3 separate regions of the Mus musculus genome follow, and all the other regions are linked to region 3. Evidence: chromatin loops called from intact Hi-C (ENCODE). Cell type or tissue: heart. All regions are shown on one strand.

Region 1 (8,000 bases), 380 kb before region 3:
TATGTCTCTGACATACCCTGGTCTCCTCTTACCTTCACCCAGTTGTTAAAGATTTTGATAATTCAGAAATAGAAAATGCTGTCAGTAGAATGATATTTCGTGTACTCTAAACTAAAGCTAGATCTAGATAACTAGATATTCATGGTGTCTTTTGTTTTTAAGAATTCAGACTACATTGCCGCTGAGAGACTTTTAACAGTCTTTGTGTATACACCAAACCTTCTAAACTTCTGAACCTCTCATAGCCAACATTTGATTCCAATGACTGAAGATTTGAATAAGTGACTGAATGTTACTTGGGCAATCTTGAAACAGACTGGGGAGACTTTTTAAAGGAAATCTTTGCAACTCAATGTTGGGCTGTGGTGGAAGCCTGGTGTATACTAACTGCTGTGTTCTGTGAGGTACATGTGTTCTGTGAGGTTATATATTAACTCTGAAAACAGGGGTCTTCTGCCTCCTTTCCTCCAGCTCCTTCCCCATCATAGAGAGTCAGGTTTACAGCAATGTCAATACACATATTCTTTAAAGGACACAAGATTGGATGGATACAAAAGCAAGGTAGATCTGGAGGAGTTGGGGTATGGTGTTCACATCATCAAAACATGTATGAAATTCTAAAAGAACCAATTAAAAAAAAAAGCAAAATCTCTTTTCTGTCTTCGACTCCGTTCTTCTCAAGGGGGTTAAACATTTCATCAGCATTTATTATCAGTGGTAGACATTGGAATCACATGAGACTTACTCCTAGGTCTGTGGTTCAGGAGATCTGGGTTGCACAGTTAAAAGCCTTGTTATGCCCCACCAGCTATATTGTGCTGTGCACTGTAAGGGTGCGTGGTACTTCTGTCCAACAAAGGCACAGCATTGAAGTAATTAATGGCTTATGTGGCCTTACTCTGTGTTCTCAGTGCAGTTCCATCCTCAGAGTCAGTAAGGGGACGTTAGGAGAGCATGTAGGAAAACTTGTAATTAGAACGTGTTGGTAGCTGGGCGTGGTGGTACACGCCTTTAATCCCAGCAGAGGCAGGTGGATTTCTGAGTTCAAGGCCAGCCTGGTCTACAAAGTGAGTTCCAGGACAGCCAGGGCCACACAGAGAAACCCTGTCTCAAAAAACCAAACAACAAAAAAAGAAAGTATTGGAATCAGTGACACTGTACATTCTATTCCAGCAGGAGCTGCTTGGCTTCTGTATCTGGTTAAGTTTCACTGCAACATCAACTCTGGAAAGAAATCCTGAGAAGTTAAACCGTGCTAGCCTTAGTAAGAGAAACTTGTTTGTTTCAAGCATAAGAACATCAGACTTGACAAACGGAGCTCTGTGTCTTCTCTTCCCTCTCACAGATGGCTCTGACTCCAGAGACAAGCCAAAGTTATACCGCCTTCAATTAAGTGTGACTGAAGTTGGGACAGAGAAATTTGATGACAATTCTATCCAGGTACTTGATCATGCCTGCTGTCTAAGCGTTTTAAGGTTGTTCCTCCTATCAGTAATTAGTAAGCACTCATCAAGGAACCAGCTGCAAGGGAATGGATGAAGGTGACAGGCAGCCTTTGTATTTGAATATGCCGCTCATCCTCTCTGACTCACTTCTCTGATTTAGTTTGGAGAGAACGTGACTTGTCTGTATCCAGAAGGGATACACGGAAACATGACTGGTTGTGACATTCTTCTCTGAGTTTTTACTTCTGACTAGAAAGTGAAGGTGCTGATAGCAACTTATAGGTCTGTTTCAGGATAGTGGAGATACAGTGGAAATGTTGCTACCTCTCCCCCTCCCCCCTTTCCCCCTCCCCCTCCCCCCTCTTCCTCTCCCCCTCCCCCTCCCTCTCCCCCTCTTCCTCTCCTCCTCCCCCCTCCCCTCTCCCCCTCTTCCCCTTCTCCCCCTCTCCCTCTCCCTTTTTTCCCCCTCTCCCTCCCCCTCCCCCTTCCCCTCACCCTCCCTCTGTGTGTGTGTGTGTGTGTGTGTGTGTGTGTGTGTGTGTGTGTGTGTGTGTATTCTAGGGTTGGAACTCAGGACCTCATACAAATCGTTAAGGATCATAACTATTGAACTACTTCCCCAGGCCATCATATGATTAGTAAAACAGAGTTACAATGTTCCTGCCTTACAACAGGTTTTTAGATGTTAACAGTGTTCAGCTGTCCTGACATGGTTTTACACTATTAGAGAGAAATCCACTTAAGAAACCAGAGAACCGAGGGCTTCTTAGACTGCATTCGTCATAACAGAACTCTACACATTGAGTGCTTCATGATGGAACTCTTTTCCTTCTCTTCTTAGCTGTTTGGCCCCGGAATTCAGCCCCATCACTGTGATCTCACCAACATGGATGGAGTGGTCACTGTGACACCCAGAAGTATGGATGCAGAGACCTACGTGGATGGTCAGCGCATCTCAGAGACCACAATGCTGCAGAGTGGCATGAGACTGCAGTTTGGCACCTCGCATGTGTTTAAGTTTGTGGACCCCATCCAGGACCACGTTCTTTCCAAGAGATCTGTGGATGGAGGCCTGATGGTCAAGGGCCCAAGACATAAACCTGGGTGAATGTGATAGATCAGCTTAAGGATTTTAGAGTGTTTGGCTGTAAAGTAATTTCAATTAGATGGAAATATCTTTACTTAGAGTTTATTACATTAGTTTAAATTTTCTGTATGTGTGTCTGCGTCTGTTCCTTTTGGAGTTGAGAGGATACCTCACAGGAGTAGGTTCTCCTACTTGTGGGTCCTGTGGATCAAACTCAGGCTGTCAGCCTGCCATTTTCCCCATCCTTAAATTTTCAGTTTTAAAAGATCAAGGTGAAGAAGGGTCTGGAGATAAGGCTTAGTGCTTAAAAACAGTTGCTGATCTTACAGATGATCCCAGTTTGGTTCCCAGCACCTAAATCAGGCAGCTCATAACTGTCTGTAGTGCCAGCCCTAGGGGTCCTGATGTGGGCATTATACACACACATGTTGCACATATATACATGCAGGCTAATCACTCACCTATTTAAAATAATTTTTTTTGAAGATCAGTGCATTTTATGAAATGGGAGTTTATATCACAAATTTGGATTGGTTTTGGAGCAAACACGTAGATTCTGATTTTATCTTGAAATTGGTTTTTAAGTTGATCTCTTTTTGTGTGAACCATCACCCTATGTAACTAATAGTATTTCAAAATCTTTCCTTGATGTATTTTCCTCCTTCATATTCTTCTCCCTGAGAACCATGGTAATGCAAGGGGGAATCTGTTTAGGAATTCAGAGCATTTTAGCTCCACCTAGTGTTTTCCTGAGGTCTTGCAGTGTGGTCTACTAATGAGCATTCTTCTGGAGAAGAGTGACTTTTCCTTTAGTGATAATTTTGAAAACATACACTGTTTAGCTATTTTGCTATCTATTTTATATGTTAATAAAGTATCTTTTGGAAAAATAGGTGCCATGGCTCTTCATGGTATTTAAAACAAACTTCTGAGTCCACAGAAGTGAAACTTTCTGCCAAAGAGTATACAAATAGACCAACCTATATACCTGTATTGGTAGTCTCTGCATGGCCCTGGCCTGAAACTCAACCATGTAGTCCAGGCTGGCCTCAGATTCACAGAGGTCCATCTACTACAGAGACCACTGGCCACCTTCACAGATAGGACACTTTGGAATAGCTTCTCACCTCAAGTTGTTTGTTTGTTTGTTTGTTTATTATTACTTTTTTTGTAATGTATGTACTTGGGTGTGTGTACCACATGTAGGCAGGAATCTAGCCCAAGTCCAGAGTGACTTTATACTGACTTAGATGCCATCATGTTATGACCTTTGGCTATACAAATCACACCTTTCTTAGGATTCAGAACACAATAATAACACATAGGTGCTCGATGGATAATGACTAGATAGGTAAATAATTCATGAATCAGTGTATTATCACACAGCCCTCAAAACCCCAAACTGATGTCTTACAGACAGTTACATGCAGAAAGTGAATGATTAGCCTTTAGTAAAAGCATTTGAACTTCTTAGTAAGAAGCTATTATTCAGAGCATGGTAACTGTTTTACATCACAACAGATTTTATTTTCTTAGACGATTGTAGAGGAATTTCTAATAAAAATGGCTTGAATTTCTACATTATTTCCTTGTTTCAGTCTCTAGATGAAGTTTTGAAATTAAACCATGTAGTTCTTAGATGTTAGAACAATCCAGAAATAGCCATATCTTTGCTTTTGATGGCTTATAGGCACCTTAGGCTCCTTCTCCCCTTAGGTTGGGACCAGGGTGTTGTATTTACTGTGTTTGTTCCAAAGAATATCGTTTTGCTTATCTCACCTTTGTCCATGTTGAAAATGTGATTTTTTTATTATTATTATTTTATTATTATTTTGAGTAAGTGTTTTGCCTGCGCTCATGTATAGCATGTGTGTGCTTGATGCCCACAGAAGTCAGAAGACTGTATTAGATCCCCTGAAGCTGGAGATATAGATGGTTGTGATCTACCACGTGGGTTCTGGGACCCAAACTCAGCAGATGCTCTTAACCTTAGAGCCAGCTCTTTAGTCTCAATATTTTGTTTTTGTTGTTAACATCTGGTTTTAAAAATAGGACCATGAGAGTTTTTTTGATATGCTTCCTAATTAAGAAAAGTTCACATATTTATTGTCACTTTTTAAAGTCTGTGTGCCAAAGTAAATGAATTTATTAATGATATTTGAATATTGAAATACTCATCTGTTCTTGCTGTATTAAGAGTACTACCTTGTCAGTTGAAGTTTAATTTTTATGTTTATTTTTCATCTCCATAGAGCTGTTCAGGAGACAACCTTTGAATTGGGAGGAGATGTCCACAGTGGGACAGCATTGCCGGCAAGCAGGGTAGGTATTTACAGACTCATGACCTGACCATCCCTTGGATTCGATGTTCTAGGACACCCAAGAACAGACACTCCTTTGTAAAGACAACTTCACAGTGGCCTCTCTCTGCTGCAACCCACTCTTTTCTATCTGTTCACACAGTGATGCTTAAATGAAAGGTAGCTAGCTGTTCCTTTTGTCCTGAGGTCAGAATCTAGTACTTTCTCTTTCATTTGGAGTATGTGCTTTGCCTGTGCTCTGTGTGTAACTAACCGCTGTGGCCATCATGCTGAGGATAATGGACTTTTGCTACTTTATTCACTGGGTACAAGTCCTAGATCTCAGCTGGGTACTCACCTCCGACAGTCATTCTTTGCTCTTGTATAGACAAGTCATTTCTCTCTTCATTTTGGTGATCTATTCCTGGATTACACTCACTGCAAAACTTGTTGAGCTTAAACAGCAATCCCTTCATTTACTGACAAGTTGGCTTGAGTTTCCTAGGGCAGTTGGTTTACTAGTCATGTTCCTGGTTCCTCTTGTGAGTGCAGTGAGCTAGCAGGTGAATCAGAGGTCACACTGTGGGACTACCCACCCTGCCTCTCTGTAGGACCTTGAATTCACAGCTGTTTTCATGGGTTAGGCTCAGGGCTGGTGTAGCGCTGTTTTCTCTGCCTTTTATTGAAAGCAAATCAGAGCCAGATTTAGAGGGAAGAGGTCTCCTTGAACTGTGTTCTTGTTTTGTTGATTTTTTTTTTTTGATACCATAATGCAACTGAGTCTGGAATATTGGTCTCACCAGTGTCAAAAAGACACAGGATCTCCTGATTCAGCTTATTGTATTCTTCCAGTTGCTGACCCCATTATGCTACTCCAATTCTCAGCATAATTTCTTGAAGACATGGCCTGAGGTGGCTGTTCATTTGTTCTAGGCTGGTCTCCTTTGTTTTCTGTGTTCTTGTTATAAAAGTACAAAAATAACCACTATTTGAGATATACCTTTCTATTTCCAGGGTAAATTCTGTCTTTTATCTTCGAGTCGTGGCTTCTTGGCTCTTTCTAGATGAATTTTTGCTACTTCATTCTCAGATATACTTAATTTCTGAAAATTGGAGAGCTAAGCTGTCAGCTCTAGGGCTCTGTCTTCTGTATTTATGCATGGTCCCTGGGAGACCTTGCCATGTTGACTAAGACTATACCATTTATTGTTGTCTATGATCCCTAATGTATGCCTTTGACCCTGGTCTCTCCAAACATCCTCAGAGGCTTGACTAACTTGCTGTGTCATTTTTATGATAGACTGTCTGATGGGAACTTCAAATTTAACATAGCAAATGAAGCTTGGCTTTTGTTTTTGTTCTTAAACTTAATTTTTTCTCATTGTCTTTACTTTAGTAAATTATATCACCAACCATGGCTTTGCTCCACTGAAGCTGACTTAGATTTATTATCTTTGCACAACTCTTGCATGAGGATTGTCATGTCCTATTTCTTTGACTGTAAAGCGTCTGTATGTCTCTGCCTTGCTCATTAGCAGTTTTGTGAGCAACAGTTCCTCTTGGGTGCTCCTGGTCAGTCCATGTTGGTTGCCATTGCTCTTGAATTGTAGAGACATGCTTTTGGTTCTGTTGGCGCTCTGCTGTCATAGCTGCTTGTATCTTCCCAGCTCACAGACAGCTCTTGGGATGTGGCCTCCATCCCTCCAGGAGTGTTGTAATTAGTATCTGCCCTCCTCCTCTATACTCTTCCTGAGTGTCCCACTTGTCTCTCTGAAGCTCTTTTTACCTTGTACTTGATCTCATTCTTTGTTTTCATATGATTGGCCCCTTCTTGTCTTAGCCCATCCTCCTGACAGGGGGCAGGGGGTTGTTCTTTGAGCATCATCTGGTCATAATACTCCATGTAAGACTTCTATATAACTATTAATTAAAACTGCTGCTATCTTTGCTTGCTACTTGATGATGTAGTTTGTGAGCTCTGGACATGGGAACCCTGCTTCTTTAATTACTCTCATCCCTCTCTTGCTTTGAGTAGTGCCACGCTGCAACAGAATCTTGGCACATACAAATGAGTGTATGACTTGAGAGGTCAAGCAGAGCTTTTCTCATCACAATGTATACTCAACACAGAAGACTTGGTAAATAGAGGGAGAATGAAAATCTGTTATCCGTAGTATATAGATTAGCCTTTTCAACACTATTGGACCCTTTCCAGAGTGCTTGTGTCATAGGGAGGTGTGCGTCTGTGCCTTTGTGTGCAGTCACATGTTTCAACGCTACTAGGCTTTTGTTTGTCTATGTACATTATACTGTTGTGTTATGAGTAGTTTTTTTTTTTTTTCTTAAGTCACTTAAGAACAATTCTTCAGTGGATAAGCACATAAACATGCCCTAATTTACATAAACATGTTATAATTTAATTTTCCATTGCCATTGCTCACCATTTATAAGCTTATTTTTAAAAAGTTTTAAAACCTAAAAATTGTGCAATCCATTGCTTAGTTTTATTATGTGACTATAACTTTGGAAGTAAAATGACTAGTCTTTCAAAATCATTTTGTCTTTATATTTTGTTGATAAAGTTTATTCCTTGCCCTTTGAAAATCAACAGTTTGTTTTTCATGCTGTTGTGTTCAGTGCTGTGAGCTTCTGGGCAGAACCTTGGGCAGCTTGTCCTGAGTGTTTCTGAATTACTCTCCGGTCTGTGTCCTTACCGTACCTGAGTAGCAACTGCACATCAGATTGCTGCCTGCAGTGCTAAGTGGAAAGCCGATGGCTGGGCTGTGAGGTGTTCTAACACACTCTGGCTTCCCTTGTCACAGAGCACTACTAGACTGGACAGTGACAGGGTGTCCTCTGCCTCTAGCACAGCTGAGCGAGGGATGGTGAAGCCGATGATCCGACTGGACCAGGAGCAGGAATATCGACGACGAGAAAACAGGTAACTCACGTTGACTAACAGAGAGAAGAGAGCCGTCCTCGAGGAGGCTTTCTGTAACAATTGTTGAGTTGACAGATTTAGCTGCCACCTCTCCTGGGGTTTAATGACGATTTTTGTGTTGCTGATGACTGGTGAGGAATGACTGTTGGGTAGGTGCATTCCTTACTTGCCCCTGCCTAGGCGTGCTGACACACGGGCATGTTGGGTCACACTTGCTCTTTTATGTT
Region 2 (8,000 bases), 360 kb before region 3:
AGAGAGTGCTTAGAGGGTGGTCAGGTTATTTTCTGAATTTTCTTTAAATTATTGAAATGAAATTCACACAGTATACTGTCATCTGCATTCTGGTGTGTGCAGCTCTACCCTAAGAGTGTTTCTCCAGTGTAGCAAGGATAGTCATTCTCTCTTTCCACAGGCCCTGGGGTCCACTTTCTTAGTTTTTTAGTGTGAGGCACTTGCTTTTTTGTAATGAGCCTGTGGTGTTGGGTGCATTTGCACATATGTATTCTTGACAGTGTGTCTGTAGAGTTAGTGGGCTGGAGGGTAAACTTCTCATTAAGGTGGAATTCTCTCACCCTGGTAAGAATTCTTGGGTGGTGGTTTGGCTCCCTTAACTAACTCCTCAGTCTACAGTTTATAAACTTGGTGCAGCTGTTTTCCATATTTGCAGGTAATTTGAGGATTTAATTGTAAAGGTTATAAAGACTTTAAAAAGTTTCCTTAACTCAGCTAAGAAACTAAAAGTGCAATGTTACTTTAGTTAAATGGTTTGGTGACTTAAAAAAATTTTTTTGGCAGTATAATTTGAGGGTAACTGAGATGGTCTCTTAATACTTTCTGAGTTATTTTTAAAAGCCAAAAGTTTTCCACAAATTTTTCTTTCACATTTGAGTGACTAGCACAGTAGGATTCTGATGGTCTTATTTAAGCTAAAGAATAGATAAAAAGAAAGACCATTTTATCTGGATACTTTGTTATTTCTGGTATCATCATTTTATATATAAATAAATGTAAGTGTCCTTCTTAGTTGTCATCCAAAGTTATTGTCTGTCTCTTGCCATGTGTGAACTTGAAGCCTGTGTCATTCAGACTGTGATAATTTTATCACCAAACTACCTTTGAGAATTTATCCTCAGTGTCTGCTAGTGGGAACTTTGACTACTAGCTGGAAAAGGCTTTTAAACTTAAGAGTAGATTCAGTGTATCATTGGATCACTCATTGGTGATGGGAAAAAAATTACCATAGTAGATAATTTAGAGTCTACTGCCCAAACCAGCATTCCCTTTAGTACAGGTATAGATGAATTCTTTATGCACTTTAGAAATTGCCAGCTTTTATTTGGACTGTTTTTCTCAGTGTTTCCATTTTCATCTTCATAGTTAATTCATGGGAATGGACCCTTTCACCTTCATGTAGTAAGCTCACAGAATCATTTTAAAGTGTTTGCAGGTCCTTCCTTCGCGTTCTCTCTTAGAGAGAGGAGCATGGTCATGTGTGTTTTATTATGACATTGTCTTTATAAACAGTAAAGAGGTTGTGCTGATGTTAAGACCACGAACCTAGCCCTCTGTGTCAGATGCTTTGGGAATAACTAAGTGTCGTGCTCATGTCGTACCTTCATGTTAGTGTTTTGATTTTTTTTAAATTATCATGATTGTTTACAAGTTTCTTTCTCTCGTTCTGCTTGATTTCCCCTCGTCTGTTTTTCTCCAGGAAGTAGACCAGGTTGATCAGGTAGGACATACTGCTGGGAACTGATCCTAGCTGTGTTGGCTTAGCTGAGTTTCTCATGCTGCTTCCATTACAAATATGAGCCTACAAAAACTGGACTGAGCAGTTCATAACCCTCATTCAGCAACTGAAACATGCAACACTAAAATCCTTTTTGACTGCGCAACTTATATCAGCATTTCATAATTTCTGCTTAATGCACTTCAGTGTGGATATGAAATGACAAAAGTTCTGTTTCTTCTCTATTTTTATCCTTGGTTCCTATTCTTTGGATCTCATCTAAGGCTGCCTGGCCTGCAAATGTGGTCGGGAGAGGATGTGATAGATCAGTACTTGATACTGAGTTGCATGGTGTCCAAGCCAGTGACTACAAGTATCAGGGTGGCTGTGGGTAACCATGGATACCTGTGTGTGTGCTACGCAGATTACCAGATAATGCATAATCTACAATTTGGTTTTGTAATACACAGTATATCCGTTCTTTACTGACTCTGCAAATTCCATTTAATTAGACCAGTATGACTGTGTATATGAATCCTCAGACGCTGCATTGGTTATTTGCTTCCCATTGCTCGGCATGTATCTAAATTTCTTTGCAAGTATCTGGTATCTGTGGTAACTACCTGGTGGAGATGGGAAGGTACTGGTCTATCTTCAGCTTCTCAGGAACATTCCTGTTTATTTGTAATTTTTCTGATGCCTTGCTTTGTTTATGGGAATGTTTTCTGTCCACAGAAACAGAAGAACATTGCAGGAGCACTTGCTTTTTGGATGGCAAATGCATCTGAGCTTCTCAACTTCATCAAGCAGGACCGAGACCTTAGTCGGATCACGCTGGATGCCCAGGATGTCCTAGCACACTTGGTTCAGATGGCATTTAAGTAAGAAGCACATTCTGGAAAGAATAATAAGTTTTCATGCTTACAAGCTTCATGTTGTGTTTTCAAAGCCAGTGTTAAAGATTTTACTTACCCTAAGTGAAGATGCTTGATTGCCACAAAACACAGGAGATTGTGTTAACTTAAGAGCAGTGTGCTCTGGAACAACTGCAGTGTTGTGAGTGTTCCAGAGTACAATTTTTGTTATTTTTAATGAAAAATATTCTTAAAGAATACAGATTGTCTCAAATGGTAAAAATCTAACACTGCCTCTGTGCAACCTGCTCAGGTGATTAAAATTGTTTGTGTATTTTCAGGTACTTGGTTCATTGCCTTCAGTCAGAACTTAATAACTACATGCCAGCCTTTCTGGATGATCCTGAGGAGAACAGTCTGCAAAGACCAAAAATAGGTAAGAGTCTTATGTGCCTCCCCTAACATTGAACTTGGGTTTATTTTTAAGTCTTTTTTTTTTTAATATATTAAATGTTTGTATGTTCTGACTGCATTTATGTCTGTATACCATATCTGAGCCACAGAGGCCAGAAGAAGGTGTCAGATTGCCTAGAACTAGAATTAAATTAAAGACTGTTGTGAACCACTATGTGGGTGCTGGGAGTTGAACTTGGGCCCTCTGAAAGACCAGCCAGTGTTTTTAATCACTGAGCTCTCTCTCTAGTTCCTAGTTTTACTAGTCTTCTGGTGCTACTGGCCTCTGTCTGGGTTATAGGCCTAGCAAGCTTCTGCTGCGCCACTCTCCTAAGGGCCTGTTTTTTTTTTTTTTTTTTTTTTTTTTTTTTTAATGTATATGAGCTTTGACTACTTGTACGTGTGTGTCTAGTATCCAACAGAGGCAAGGAAAGGTTGTGGCATTTCCTGGAACTAGAATTATACATAGATGGCCCTTATGCCATGTCAGGTGCTAGGAACTGAACCTGGACCTGCAAGTGCAGCAGCTTCCAAGCCACCTCTCCAGCCCTAAGTTTATCTTTGTATGCAGTATATTGTAAGGAAGGTCTTTCTTCTTTTAAGATTTACTTTTATTTGTGTTACGTGTTTGTGTGAAAATATGCTGTGGGTACCCAAAAAGGTCAGAAGAGGGCATCAGAGTCCATAGATTTGGAGTTTAAGCAGCTGGGAAACAAACTTTGGTCTTGTGGAAGAACAGTGCTGCTGCACTGCAACAAGTGCTCTTAGCTGTGAAACTGTCCTTCCAGCCCCAGGCTTGTTTCTTAAATGACTGCCTTATTGTAGCTTTGAGATGACTTCCGAAGAACTGGCTGTCAGACTTAGGAGTCATTTTCACTTTTGCTTTGCTTCTTTAAAAAACTTTTAGGTAAATTTATTTGAATAGTGGTTAGAAACTATGTGTTTAAGACCACACCCCTGCTTTCTGTTTGAATTTGGTATTTGTAACTGGTTTGACACATTTGTTAATTGTTATAACTACCTTTGTCTGAAGTTGGTATGACTCAGAGGTTCTGCTGTGACCCTGTGGCCCCTGACGATTTGTCCCATATCCTGAACAGATGATGTGCTGCACACACTCACAGGAGCCATGTCCTTGCTGCGGCGCTGCAGAGTCAATGCTGCCTTGACCATCCAGCTCTTCTCTCAGCTTTTCCACTTCATCAATATGTGGCTGTTCAACAGACTGGTGACTGACCCAGATTCAGGCCTGTGCTCCCACTACTGGGGTGCCATTATCCGCCAGCAGCTGGGGCATATTGAAGCGTGGGCAGAGAAGCAGGGGCTAGAGCTGGCAGCTGACTGTCACTTGAGCAGAATTGTACAGGTGTGGACAGTGGCTGTACTCCATTCTCCTTGCTTCTCCCTCTTCCCTGCCAGTACATGAACTTTAGATTGACATGATGAGTGACAACTTGGGGTGATAGAGCCTCAGTGTTTTTCCCATATGCATTCAGTCAAGCAGCTACTGTGGTTGTAGCCTCTGGGCTGCTGTAACAAGCCAGCTAAAACTAAATGTCTCAGCCGAGGTTTATTGTCTCTCTCTCCTGGAAACCAGAGGTTGAAATCAAGGTGCTGGCCTCTGAGGGACTTGAATATAAGTTGGTTCTTCCAGCCCTTGGTAGTTTATACCCAACTTAGGCATTCTTTGGCCAGTCTTTGCCACAGACTTCATGTGGTATTCTTGGGTACATGTCTGTCCAAGTCCCTGGTTTGTACAGGGGCATCAGTAAAACTGGCCTCCTTTTAACCAATTGTATGCACAAGGCCCTTCCTCAATAGTACTCCAGCCTCCAGCATCAGAACCTTAAGGACATGGTTCCTTCTGTAACAAGGTGTGTAAACAGTAGGACAGAGATATCACTGACATGGTCTTTTTTATGAGACCAGCAAAATAGGTTTTACTGAAGGATAAATGATGATTTTAAAATGGGGCAGCAGTTAACTCTTTAGATGTTAATCATAACCTACTATTTTAACAGCTCTCAGATACCAAAGTCTAGGAACTGGTGTTTATAATGAAGGACATGAGTTATATGCAGCCTCAAAACTTAAAACATTTACTTAAATGTATTTATTAACTTTTGTTTTTATGCCTTTCATTTCCTCTAAAGATATTTAGTAACCCAAGAAGCTGATGAGTTCTCAGCTTTTATCAAGATTCATATTTGCAAAACTATCAGATTCCTATTAACTAATCATCCGGCTTGCTATGTAAATGTTCAAACTTTAAAGGAGACTGCTTAAAAGACTTTATAAACATTGATAGTTGAGTAAAATTATATTAAAAACATAACAACTAAAGTAAAACCCAAGAGTGTATACAAAAGTATGCTTATCATTTACTATATGTAGCTCAATGTTAATGCCTCTTTAAAAGCATCTTGCATTTCAAAATCAAATTAACAAGATACTGCCTTTACGGTGGTTATAAATGGATATTTTTGTTGTGTGGTGCTGGAGATTTGAACCTCCAGCTTCACACATGATACTGAGTGTGAGGTCTTTTATAAGCTTTACACTCTCGGCTTTACAAAGAATGTCTTTCAAAGAAAAAATACTTTATCTTACTGCATGATATTTGTTCTCTTAAATAGGCTACAACATTGCTTACGATGGATAAGTATGTACCTGATGACATTCCAAATATAAACAGCACATGCTTTAAGTTAAATTCTCTGCAGCTTCAAGCCTTGTTACAAAATTACCACTGTGCACCCGATGAGCCTTTTATTCCTACGGTACGTGAGTATTTACTGTCCCACAGAGTGTGGGCGTGTCTGCACAGGAGACTGGGGATGGGGGGGAGAGGAAAGCATGCTCACTGGTGTGTCAGCATTGGCTCACCTGAAACTGTCTCTTGAGGTCAGTGCAAAGACTAGAGACTATAGACACATTTTAAGTAAGAAATGATTTGATTCAGGGCATTGTTTCTTGGCAAGTCCTTGGAAGAACTAGAGTAATGGGTTTTGAGTTGAAGTTCATACCACCATGCCTGAGTACCAGAGAGCCAGAGCTGCTGCAGGAGGTACAAGGATACTTTTTATATGTCGCTTACACTCCTGCCATCAGGAACAGCATGCATAAGTCTTCACTAGATAGCAGCTTTCTTGATTTAAATCAGTGTCTGATTGGTAACAACCAAAATCTCATCCAGAAGAAAGTCTGGAATTGTGGGAATTCTGATCTCCTTCTATAAGGAGACTTCAAGGTGAGAAACCCATTTGTGTGTGTGCGCGTGTATGTGTGTGCATGTGTGTGCATGTATACACACAGAGAGACAGAGAGAGAGAGCTGTGTTACAGATGCTACCATCTTAAGTCAATACCTGAGAGACAGTTTGAAAGAGGAAAGATTTGGACTCAGGGTTTCTGAGTTTCAGCCCATGATCAACTGGTTTCATGATTGTGGGTTGTAATAAGGCAGAGAACTCCATTGCAAAGAAGATGCTATGGAGGAGAACTGTTTCCTTCCTGCAGCCAGGGAACAGAAATTGCAGCAGTTATCCTCTTTGCTCATGACGTGTGTTGCTATCTTAAAATTAGAGCAACTGACAACTCATACTAAAATTTCAGGACACAGGTTGAGCTCACTACCATTCTGTCGTGGGATAGGGGGAGGACTCAAAGGACTTCTTTTCATGAATAATGTATAATTAGATAGCATGGGGGTTGGGAAGCTCTCCTTTGCTGGGACAGCTGCCTGTAAGTTGCCCATGTTCCTCTAATCCCTCTTAATTGTTTATCATGCCAGACTTGGCTGGGATCATTTCTTTTACCTGTTCTTACCTCTCTATACAGAGGTAGTATATATGGACTACTCAGGGGAAAAATTATTCAAAGACAGGAAGGGGCCATGGCAAAATAAAAATCTTTAAAGATAGATTCCCCCTGTGACCTGTTTCTAATTAGATCCAATTTTCCCTAGTTCTGCTACTTCACAATAACCTATTCAAGTATGAATTCCCCAACTGTTTATCCATTGATGAAGACAAGTACCCTTTAGATCTAATCATTGCCTCAAAGCCTCTAAGCATAGGACACCTTTAGGAGGATGGGACAGTTCCACGCAGTAACTGTGAGACCCCGACTTAAAGCGTTTCCCCCAAGCTTGTTTTCCCTGATCTCTAAAAATACAGCCAGAAAGAAGTTCTTTGTTCTCTATAGCCAGCAAAAAGCCTTTTTGTTTCTGTGCCTTACAGCCAGAGATGCGATGATTGTGGGGAGACCTAGCCAGGAGCTTGCTTGGCTTCCTGTGCCAAGGACACGGAGATAGATTCCACAGAGAAGAGCTACAGCTCACTCGCCACTCCTCATGCCTTGTAATTTTACCAAGGACACCCACCAGAGGAGAGCTGTAGCCAAACTCCTCTCAACTTCCCTCGGCTCCTCCCAACTCCTCCCAATTCCTCAGCTAGCTGTTAAAAGCACCCTAGTGATACCGCTCTGTGCTGGCTGTGAAAGGAGTTTTTCCTCAGCTAGCTGACAATAAAGTCTCTTGCAGTTTGCATCAGGTGTGGTTTTCTCTTGAGTTATTGGGGTGTCGGCCAGCTCATCCCGGGACTTGAGCTGAGGTCTCCCCAGTTTCAGGGGTCTTACATAACATCTAACACCCGAGCCAGCTGTATGGAGAAGATTATGCTAGTTGGTGGACAAATGAAGCTCATACTGAGTTTCAATAAAAGGCAGGTACAGAATAGCCAAACACTGGATATCACCCCCGCAGCAGTATACTGCACCAGAAAGTCATGTTACAGTGATGGCAAGGAATCATGGTTGCCGTGATACCGTGAGTGAGGGTTATGATGCACTTGCTGCAGAAGAAACCATATGCAAAGTATTGACAGTCGCTTCTAGCGTTTAATTTTAACAGTAGATGAAACTCCCTTTGACATTATAAATAAACCTAGACTTTTGCTCCTTTTGTGGGAAAGGAAAATGGTGGTAGAGCCCAGGACTGTCTCCAGGGGCAGCTCTGCTCCTCATATAGAAGTTGTGGGGAAGTGCGCTGGGATCTTCATGTTAATGAGCCTCAGAATGGAGAGCTTTCTTTCTCGCCACTCCCTGCACTCCCAGATATGTGTTAGTAATATATCTTGTAATGTAAATCATCCACAGACCCCCCCCCCCGCCTGCCCCCCACTCAGCAGTTCTTCTACTGATTGGCTTCCAAGCTAG
Region 3 (8,000 bases):
AAAAAAAATCCCACTTAAAGAGTTGTGGACGCAACGCTATCACACTCTTTCGAGTGCGCACTATTTTGTTCTTTTAAAAATACTGCAGTACTGAGGGGAAGGAACCTTGAGCTGTTTCTAGAAATGGGTAGCAATTCTACTCCCGAGGGGCCCCAAGTGGTCTACAGAGGGGGACTCGATGGGCGCGGGTAGATGAGAAAGCGCCACTAATCCCCTCTCCCACGTTCCGCATACCGGAGGACACTCGTCTTATTTTTTTTTTTTTTTTAATGGGATCAGGTGACGTGCAATCTTGGAGACGATCCTCAGCGGGCAAGACTCCTCAATGACCCAAGCAAACCCAGTACAGTGCCCTGTGGCTCAAGTTCACGCAGTGTAGCCACGCAGTGTAGCCGGATGACCTGCTCCCGGGATGAGGTCAGTATGTGCGCAGACTCCTGCCAGGCGGAATGGAGCCCACGCTCCCCACCACAACAGCCTGTGTCTAGCCAGACTTGCGCGCCGCCGCACCAAGGTTGTGTCCGCCGCAGAGGCGGTGCGCAGTCAACCCCGGGTCCCGCGCGCGGCTCTCCAGCTCGCACCCCGCGGCGCGCTCCCCACGCAGCCGCGCATCTGCTCTTTCCGCTCGCACATTCCACGCAACTGCGCCCCGATCGCGCCCCAGCAGGTCCCTTCGGCCGCTCGCGCCCAACTTGCTCCTTACCAGCTGCTCCCGTAGCGCGGTCAGCGCCGCCTCCAGACGCAGCTCCTGGCCGCGGGGCCCTGGCGCAGGGTGCAGGCCCAGAGCTCCCCGCACGCGTGCTTGCTGCGTGGCTCGCAGCCCCTGAAGCTCCTGCAGCCCGGCCAGTGCGGCTCGTAGTCGCGCGCCCACCCTGCGGCGGTCCCAACCCGCGGGCCCCTGGCCGCTCGGTGCCCACATCTCCCGGACGCTCAACCGCCGCGCCGCGCGTCCCCGTCGCGTCTCCCCGCCCCCGGCTGCAGGTCGCTTAGGTGGGTTGGGACCTATCGCTGGCCGCGGAGGGCGGTGTTTGCGACGCCCGAGGTCACAGCGGCCGCCCCCTGCCCGCCCCGTCGACCGGCCGCGCCCTCGCCCAACCCCTGCGCCCCTGGGACCTATGAGCTCATCGGGGAAGGCCAAAAGCCCCTCCGCAGAGGGACAGAGAGGAGCTTAAGCATAGGCAAAGGTTTTGTTTAGGTTTTTAAATTTAAAAAAATTACAAAAGAAAAAAATTTACATTGCAAGACGCACGTTCCTATTTGTAAGCTGATTAAAATGGAAAATCCTATACCAGGTTCGCCAATGTACATGGAAAACCTGCGCTCGCTTCTCAGTACCGAGTCCAGCTTCACACACATGCTACGCACCTTTAAGGAAGCTTCTAGAAAGTTCCTGAGGTGTGCAGCTCTCACCATGGTGGTCACTTCAGCAACACTGTCTGGATCCCAGAAGCAAGCCGCACACTCTCAGTCGCCCCCACCTCCTTTACTCACTCCATGCTCAGAGCCCCCCAGCGGCCTCCTGTGGACACTGTCTTGAGTGGAATCCTGTTATCCGGGTCTTTTGCTGTTAGACTTCCGGGCGCGCCCATTTTGCAGCACTTTACTGGCCGAGTAGAGTATCTATAGTCTTCATGTTCCTCCAGTGATAAGTTAGGAAGAAGCTGTCATCCACTTCTGCACACAGGCAGGATGAAAATGCTTTTCTCTTCCTTGAGTGTCTACCGAAGGCAGGAATTGTTGAATCGCGGGTGGTTACTGAAGAGACCACTTTCCCGTGTTCTTACCATTTCCTCCCAAGCAGGGGTGGGAAGGTGCCTCCATCCAGAGCACCCAGGCCTGTGGAGTGTAGCTTGCAGTGATTCCTCGGGCAGGAGGAAGTTAAGTATCTTTTCCCTGTAGAATCGGTCATTCAGGTTCGCTACTTGCTTTAAGTTGGCTATCTCCTTAGTAACGAAGACCAGAGTCTCCTTTAAACTCTTTCCTTATTTGCAATTTCTTTCTTAGATACAGGATTCTCACAATGTTTTCTCCAGTCTACAGGTTTCTATTCATTTTACTTCCCTATTTTTGTTTTGTTTGGTTCTAAGACCGGGTCTTACTACAACAGAACTACTCCGTAGACCAGGCTGGTCTCCAAGGAACTCCAGCCTTCTGTGTGTACCTAGATCACAGCTTCGCAGCACTGAGCTTGGTTAAAGTTTTTACTCTTTATCTTTACCTCCTTGCACCAGTTTTCCCCGCTTTTTACTGCTTTCTGTGTGACGACTGAGAAGTCGCTGCCTGATTCGAAGCTACAGACTTCTAAGCTTTTGTAGTTTAAAGCTGATACTCTGAAGTCCTTCATCCTCTCAGGCTGAGCTCTGTCCTTGATCCTCCTGAGTCTCTTTCATTTTTCTGCAGACAGTGTAGCCCACTGCCCAACAGGAAACAGTGAGAGGTGTAGATCAATGGAGGGTCAGCTGATATGGAGAAGGAATTTCTGTTTTCTGTCATATTTATGCTTGTTCCAGGCTGTGTCAATGACTCACCTTTTCACTGGGTTCTGAAGTCTGGACACATAAGCTCTCCAGCCCTGTATCTTCTCACTACTGCCTCCTGCTCTGTGCCCTCCCTATTTCCACAGAATTTATGGGTCACGTGGCCAGTGTCTGCAAAGAAGACAGCATGGGTCTTGTTGGGGGATGCCCGGAACCTGTCAGTCAATAGGAAATATTACATTAAGTTGAGTGTTCTTGGTGCACAGACATGGGCCCCTTGCCACACAATCAGGTCCACTTTCAGTTTATTCAACCATGCCTCAGATTATCAGTAAGCCTTGTTCCCGTGTCCAATTTGTTTTTGAGGTTTTTTTTTTTTTAATTTTTATAGTGTTGTAAACCGTTTTCCAGTTTCATTTTTAGGTGTTCACTGCTGGGGCATAAGATTATTCTTGTGTGCTAATGCCTGTAACTATGCCCTGCCCTCACAGCATACCCTTTATAAAACAAGTAAAACTTCCTTTTAATCAGATGAGCAGACATGGGAGGGGGTAATGATGCCCACAGCTGGCAAGTGTGAGGAAACCCGTGTTCTCATAACTTACAGGTGGGTAATGGGGGTTGTGGGGGAGGGGTCCTGGAAGTCAACTGGGCAAGTGTCTCCAAAAGGCCTAAAATGAGTCTGTCCAGAGTTTTGTTCTGAAGAAGTGACTGAGACACCCACACTTGTGATGACTGGGGCTGAAGATTTGGACACACTGCGCTCAACTTGACTAAGTGTGCAGGTACAGTGTACAGTGTACAGTGAGCGGGATCCTTAGCCAGACACTGCTCTGTAGGGTGGTTTCTCAACTCTAACCTCTGTTTATAGGACAGGGCTTAATTAATTGTTTCTGAGTATTAACTACAGTACTTGAATAGGCATAGCATGGACTGAGCTGTGATGCCCTGTACAGTTTCCAGGATCCCTCTTGGACCTAATCTGCAGGCCTCCTTGCTGCCTGCTGCCCCCATGTGGTCGGCTCCTAACAGTGCACCCAGCCGTCCTTACAGCTTAAGGACCTTGCTGTCTCTGTTCTCAAAACCCTTTTTTGGCTTCCAACCTCACATGAGGTGGCCCTGTGTGCCTGTGGGACCTTCTTGCAGTTCACCTTCCAGGCTCTTGCCTTTCTTGTCTCTCTTGGCATCCTTCCATTGGGCTTGTCTTCTGGCCTCCCCCCTTCCCAAGGGCTGTCTTCTTTTCCTAAAAGAAGATCTAGGCACTGGGTCCCTCTCACCTCTCCCGCCTTTGCTTCTTGCAGCACCTTTCTCAACATCTTACAGCCTGCTTTTTATTTCCATTATAGCTCACTGTTTGTCCCACACACTGGCCTGTGAGGAGGTTGGAACTGGAGAGAGGCGTTCCCTTTAATGAGATATTTTAGAGACTTAGACTCTGTGCCTGGCTCTCAGTAATATTTACTAAAACACACAGTGACTTGTTTTTCATTGGCCTGAACAGATTTTTTTAAATTGTATTTTAAATAATCTTCTTAAATAATCTCTTAGATTGCATAAAGTACCATAGAAGTGATTTTATTGTCCACATACTATGGAAGATACAATAGATGTGTAGAGATGGCTGTTGTCTTCTTTCTAGTCCCCAGGAGCTGAGGCTTTTCTTGTGAATGCTTTCTGAAGTCTCTCACAGTACCATCAGTCTATCCTCTGTCTTTATTATTATTATTCATAATATACATTTGTAGAGCTCTGTGCATACAGTAGGCTTTTGGGCTATGCAGTTGCAGTGCTGGCTAACTTTCCCTTTAAGTAAGTACGCCAGCTTTCCAAGTGCTTACTGCAACCCATCATCCAACTGACAGATGGCCTGCTATTTCCTTTCTTCTTCCCACAGCAAAGCTATAAAGATTACACATGGTGTAACTCAGCCATATTAAATCAGTAATTGTGGGATTGCTGAAGGCAACCATGGTTATGCAAGGAGAATCCGTTCAGATGCCCCTTCAGATGCCCCGTCAATCAGCACAAACTCCCCTTATCTGTGAAATGATCTGTGAAACCTCACTCCAGAGGATCCACTACCCGCCCCCATCCCCAGCTCAGGGGTAGCACCTCCTTTCCCTCCTGCAGAGTTCTCTTGTAAGAGGTTCTGCTGCCAACAGCAGTAGGAGGCACCCCTGCGGGGTGAGGAGATGACTTCATTAGAGGCAGCTCACTTGACAGGTGATCTCAGCTACTCTTATAAAGAAAGGAACAGCACTCTATCTTCAAGATGCTCCTGGGAGCAATTCAAGCAGAACTCATGGCCAGGGTGGAGGAACCTCACAGCTGTGCCATCACAATGATCTGTGCTTGAAAACCTATGAATGTGATAAGGGAGATGCCGGGTGAACACACTGGTTGGTTACAGGCTCTGCAGCCACCAGGACACCGTACCCTGTTACTTGTGACCATGTTTCCTAGTGGTTCTTCATGGTTTCCAGGGGTATGTATGTTGGTTTTCTATTACGAATGGCAGCAGGATGATATGTTGTCAGCTGCACTCTCCTGCTTCCAGAGGGCAGTATCAGGACTGGCCCTCCTTGAGAGTAAACTATAAAGAAACTGCCCCCATGGAAGGAGTCAACCAGGTGTGAATACTGCTCCCACCTTGAGGTTCCTGGGAACAAGTAAGAAAGTTGACTGCATGGCTGAAATTCCCAGTGTGCTTTGCCTACAGCTTCTGTGGCCCTCATAAATGCAGCCACACCTCAGACTCTGGTGTTCTGACTTGATTTTAAAAGACACGTTAAGCTTCTACAATGTTAAGGCCCCATGGAAGAGCCAGAGCAGTGTCTGGTTCTAATTTATTACACACATAAAGCCTTATCTGGAGCTTCTGCCACATTAAAGCCCTGTCAGTGAGCCAGACTCTTTATGACAGGCACGAAGACTTGCCTGGGTTGCTTTTCTTTCTAGGCGTTCAGCATCTGACATTACAACTCGATGGTATTCCAATGCCGGCTCCTTTCTTGATGAACATGCTGAGGGGAGAGACTTGACTATCAAAACCTTGGGAGATGGTGGCCTATGCTGAGCTTGGGGCTAGAATCATTGTTCCATTGGAGCAGGGTAGCCCCAACAGTGTGGGAAATGCACCATGTAAACACGGATGTGATGGGTGTATAGGTATATGTATACACATGTCTCTGTGAACATATGGTACATACAGGTGACTATGTATATGTGCACTCACTCACACACACACACACACACACACTATATATATATATATATATATATATGTATATATGCATATATACATATATATATGCGCATGGCTGTGCATATGCACATAATGTGTATATGCTTGACATACGAATCTATGATCTGTGGTGACTGTATGCATGTGATAGTATGTGTGTATGCATGTGGTATATACGTGAGTGTGCATGTATGTGTGTCCTGTGTATGCATATATAAATATATATGTGAAACATGTGTAGTATACCGTGCATGTGTGCTTGTGAATGTGTGTGCTGTGCATATAATGTATGTGTGCACATATGGCCAGTGCATATGGCCAGTGCATCTGTTTACATGAGCTACATGTGCCTGTATATACATATGCATGTATTTTCCTGTATTGAGAAGCAGACTATGTTATCCTACAGTTAAGTAATACTTAATCTTTTTTTTTCAGTGTTTAAGGACACAGTTAAAATCTGTGGGCTTATGTAAGAAAATAATTATATTACAGATAAAACTGCATTTCACCTCGTGTGTGTGTGTGTGTGTGTGTGCGTGTTCCTATCTTTAAGCGTGATTTTTTTGTGACAGGTGACCTACTGCCATGGTTATTTATTGGAAATTTACCTGGGGTATTTACTATTGGTGTTCATGAGCTCTATACTGAATTATATGAAACGGAAGAAACTGGGCCCTGCTTAATGCAATGCAGGATATAGCATATGTACCCCAAAATGACTGAGAAGAGATGAAATTATTGAAGTGACAGTGTCTTTAAGTGGGAATTTGAAGAGGCTGATCAGGAAGGCAAGTGCCAGGCTTAAGCCTGGCCCATGAAGGCTAGAGGTGCCTTCCTTCTTAAGGACACGAGCAAAACACCCTACGCACGCTGCTATGATGGTTGGTTTCCATGGTCAATTTGATGGGATTTGGAGTAACCTAGGAGACATACATTGCCCTGGATACCTCATCTGAGCATCAGCTACAGTTCCCAACCCAGTGCCACTGATTGCTACTAGTGGCACCTCCCTGGGCTAAGACTCGGCTAGGCCCTTGGTTCTGCCTTCTGATGACATCTCTACCCCTGCTATATCGTGTCTCCTGAACACAAGGCACATGCTGGTCTGAGTATGGGCATGGAAATGGCTCTCTTATTACTCTTGCCAACACCTTCACTAGGCATCCTTAGATCCAGGCACTGCCACCCAATGTCACCATGAATATTGTTACTAAAAGCAACCACATTGTTCTAGTTAGCTTTCTAAGGCTGTGATAAGACACCATGACCAAAACAAGCAAACCAAAAAGCAACTTGGTGAGGGAAGACTTTATTTCCGCTTACGGAGTAGAGGGACTCACGTTCTGTGCATGTGAGAGGGACCTCAAGACAGAAAGCTGGGGCAGGATGGAAGCAAAGGCCATGGAGGGAATGCTTCTGACTGGCTTGCTCCTCGTGACTTGCTCAGCCTGCTTTCTTATACAACCCAAGACCATCTGTGGCACCACACATACTGAACTGGACCTTCCCATATAAATCAAGAATCAGACTGCCTACAGGCTAATCTCATGGAGGCATTTTTCTCAATGGAGATCCTGTATCAAGTTGACAAAAAAAATAAAAAACCAAACCAAACCACAAAACTATGCAGCTCATACACCATTTACAAAATAACTTCATGAGCTCAACTAAATGTAAATATTAAAATCTAATTATATAATCCCAAGAAGCAAGGCACTAAGGCAAATTAAACATCATGTGGCTTCCTTCCTATTGCCTCTCCTCTCTACTACCTAATTGTGGCTCCCAAGCCCCATGCTCTTTTGTTTACGTCTTACAATGATGTCAGGGCTCCCGTTAGTGTTTCCAATGTACAGTGGGCAATCTGATTTCAGGAGGTGTCTCAGACCATGGCCAGGCCAGTGTGGAACATCTGATTTAGCCGTTCCAGGCAGTGGTGTCACACTGCATAGAGAAAAGCAGACATTTAGAAGTCTTCTCTCTGTGGGAAGGGAGAAATCTCTGGTGCTCATAGAGTCATGGAACCTAGTTAGTTCCATTTCCCACAGAGAAATGGGATGTGTCTGGAGGAACCCTGGTACCTTGGCATTCCCATAGAGAAAACAAGGCTTTCTGGGTCCACCTGGGCATATGGTCTTCCTGATGCTGTCTCCAGTGTGGAGTGGGTCTTCCCTGGACACTGCCTTGAGGTCTAGTTCTTTCAGTCTTTCTTCTTAGGCCTACTCAGCTGGCTTGTGCCCTATGTAGTCTGGCAACCCAGCTCTGCTGGGTCCTTG

Evidence for each region. Hi-C counts contacts between places; a loop is a spot of excess contacts. Peaks named below come from ENCODE experiments on the same cell type or tissue, not always from the same donor. Only the 100,000 strongest peaks of a DNase experiment are listed, where the experiment ranks them.
Region 1: it touches region 3 in a loop (4-fold over the local background); 11 of 42 quality-filtered maps call a loop at or near these places.
Region 2: it touches region 3 in a loop (5-fold over the local background); 16 of 42 quality-filtered maps call a loop at or near these places.

What each region holds. Positions count from the first base shown.
Region 1 is chr17:13,827,584-13,835,583 of GRCm38, forward strand. It overlaps Afdn (afadin, adherens junction formation factor), which reads left to right. Exons shown (of 33, transcript NM_010806.1): 10 at 1,346-1,440; 11 at 2,287-2,549; 12 at 4,785-4,854; 13 at 7,655-7,773. Among named protein-coding and RNA genes, the nearest start is that of Tcte2, 70 kb to the left of the region's middle. In heart, a CTCF peak has its summit at 3,277 (motif pointing left); no DNase peak of the experiment used is centred here.
Region 2 is chr17:13,846,896-13,854,895 of GRCm38, forward strand. It overlaps Afdn (afadin, adherens junction formation factor), which reads left to right. Exons shown (of 33, transcript NM_010806.1): 16 at 2,213-2,358; 17 at 2,673-2,767; 18 at 3,885-4,150; 19 at 5,421-5,564. Among named protein-coding and RNA genes, the nearest start is that of Tcte2, 89 kb to the left of the region's middle. In heart, a CTCF peak has its summit at 3,444 (motif pointing right); no DNase peak of the experiment used is centred here.
Region 3 is chr17:14,202,811-14,210,810 of GRCm38, forward strand. Dact2 (dishevelled-binding antagonist of beta-catenin 2) reads right to left here and starts at 1,021. Exons shown (of 4, transcript NM_172826.3): 1 at 704-1,021. The coding sequence starts at 919. Gm34510 (a long non-coding RNA gene) reads left to right here and starts at 897. Exons shown (of 3, transcript XR_001782252.2): 1 at 897-990. In heart, CTCF peaks have their summits at 1,504 and 3,499 (motif pointing left); DNase peaks (open chromatin) are centred at 411, 991 and 3,501; H3K4me3 peaks cover 1,644 bases; H3K27ac peaks cover 1,171 bases; H3K27me3 peaks cover 6,265 bases.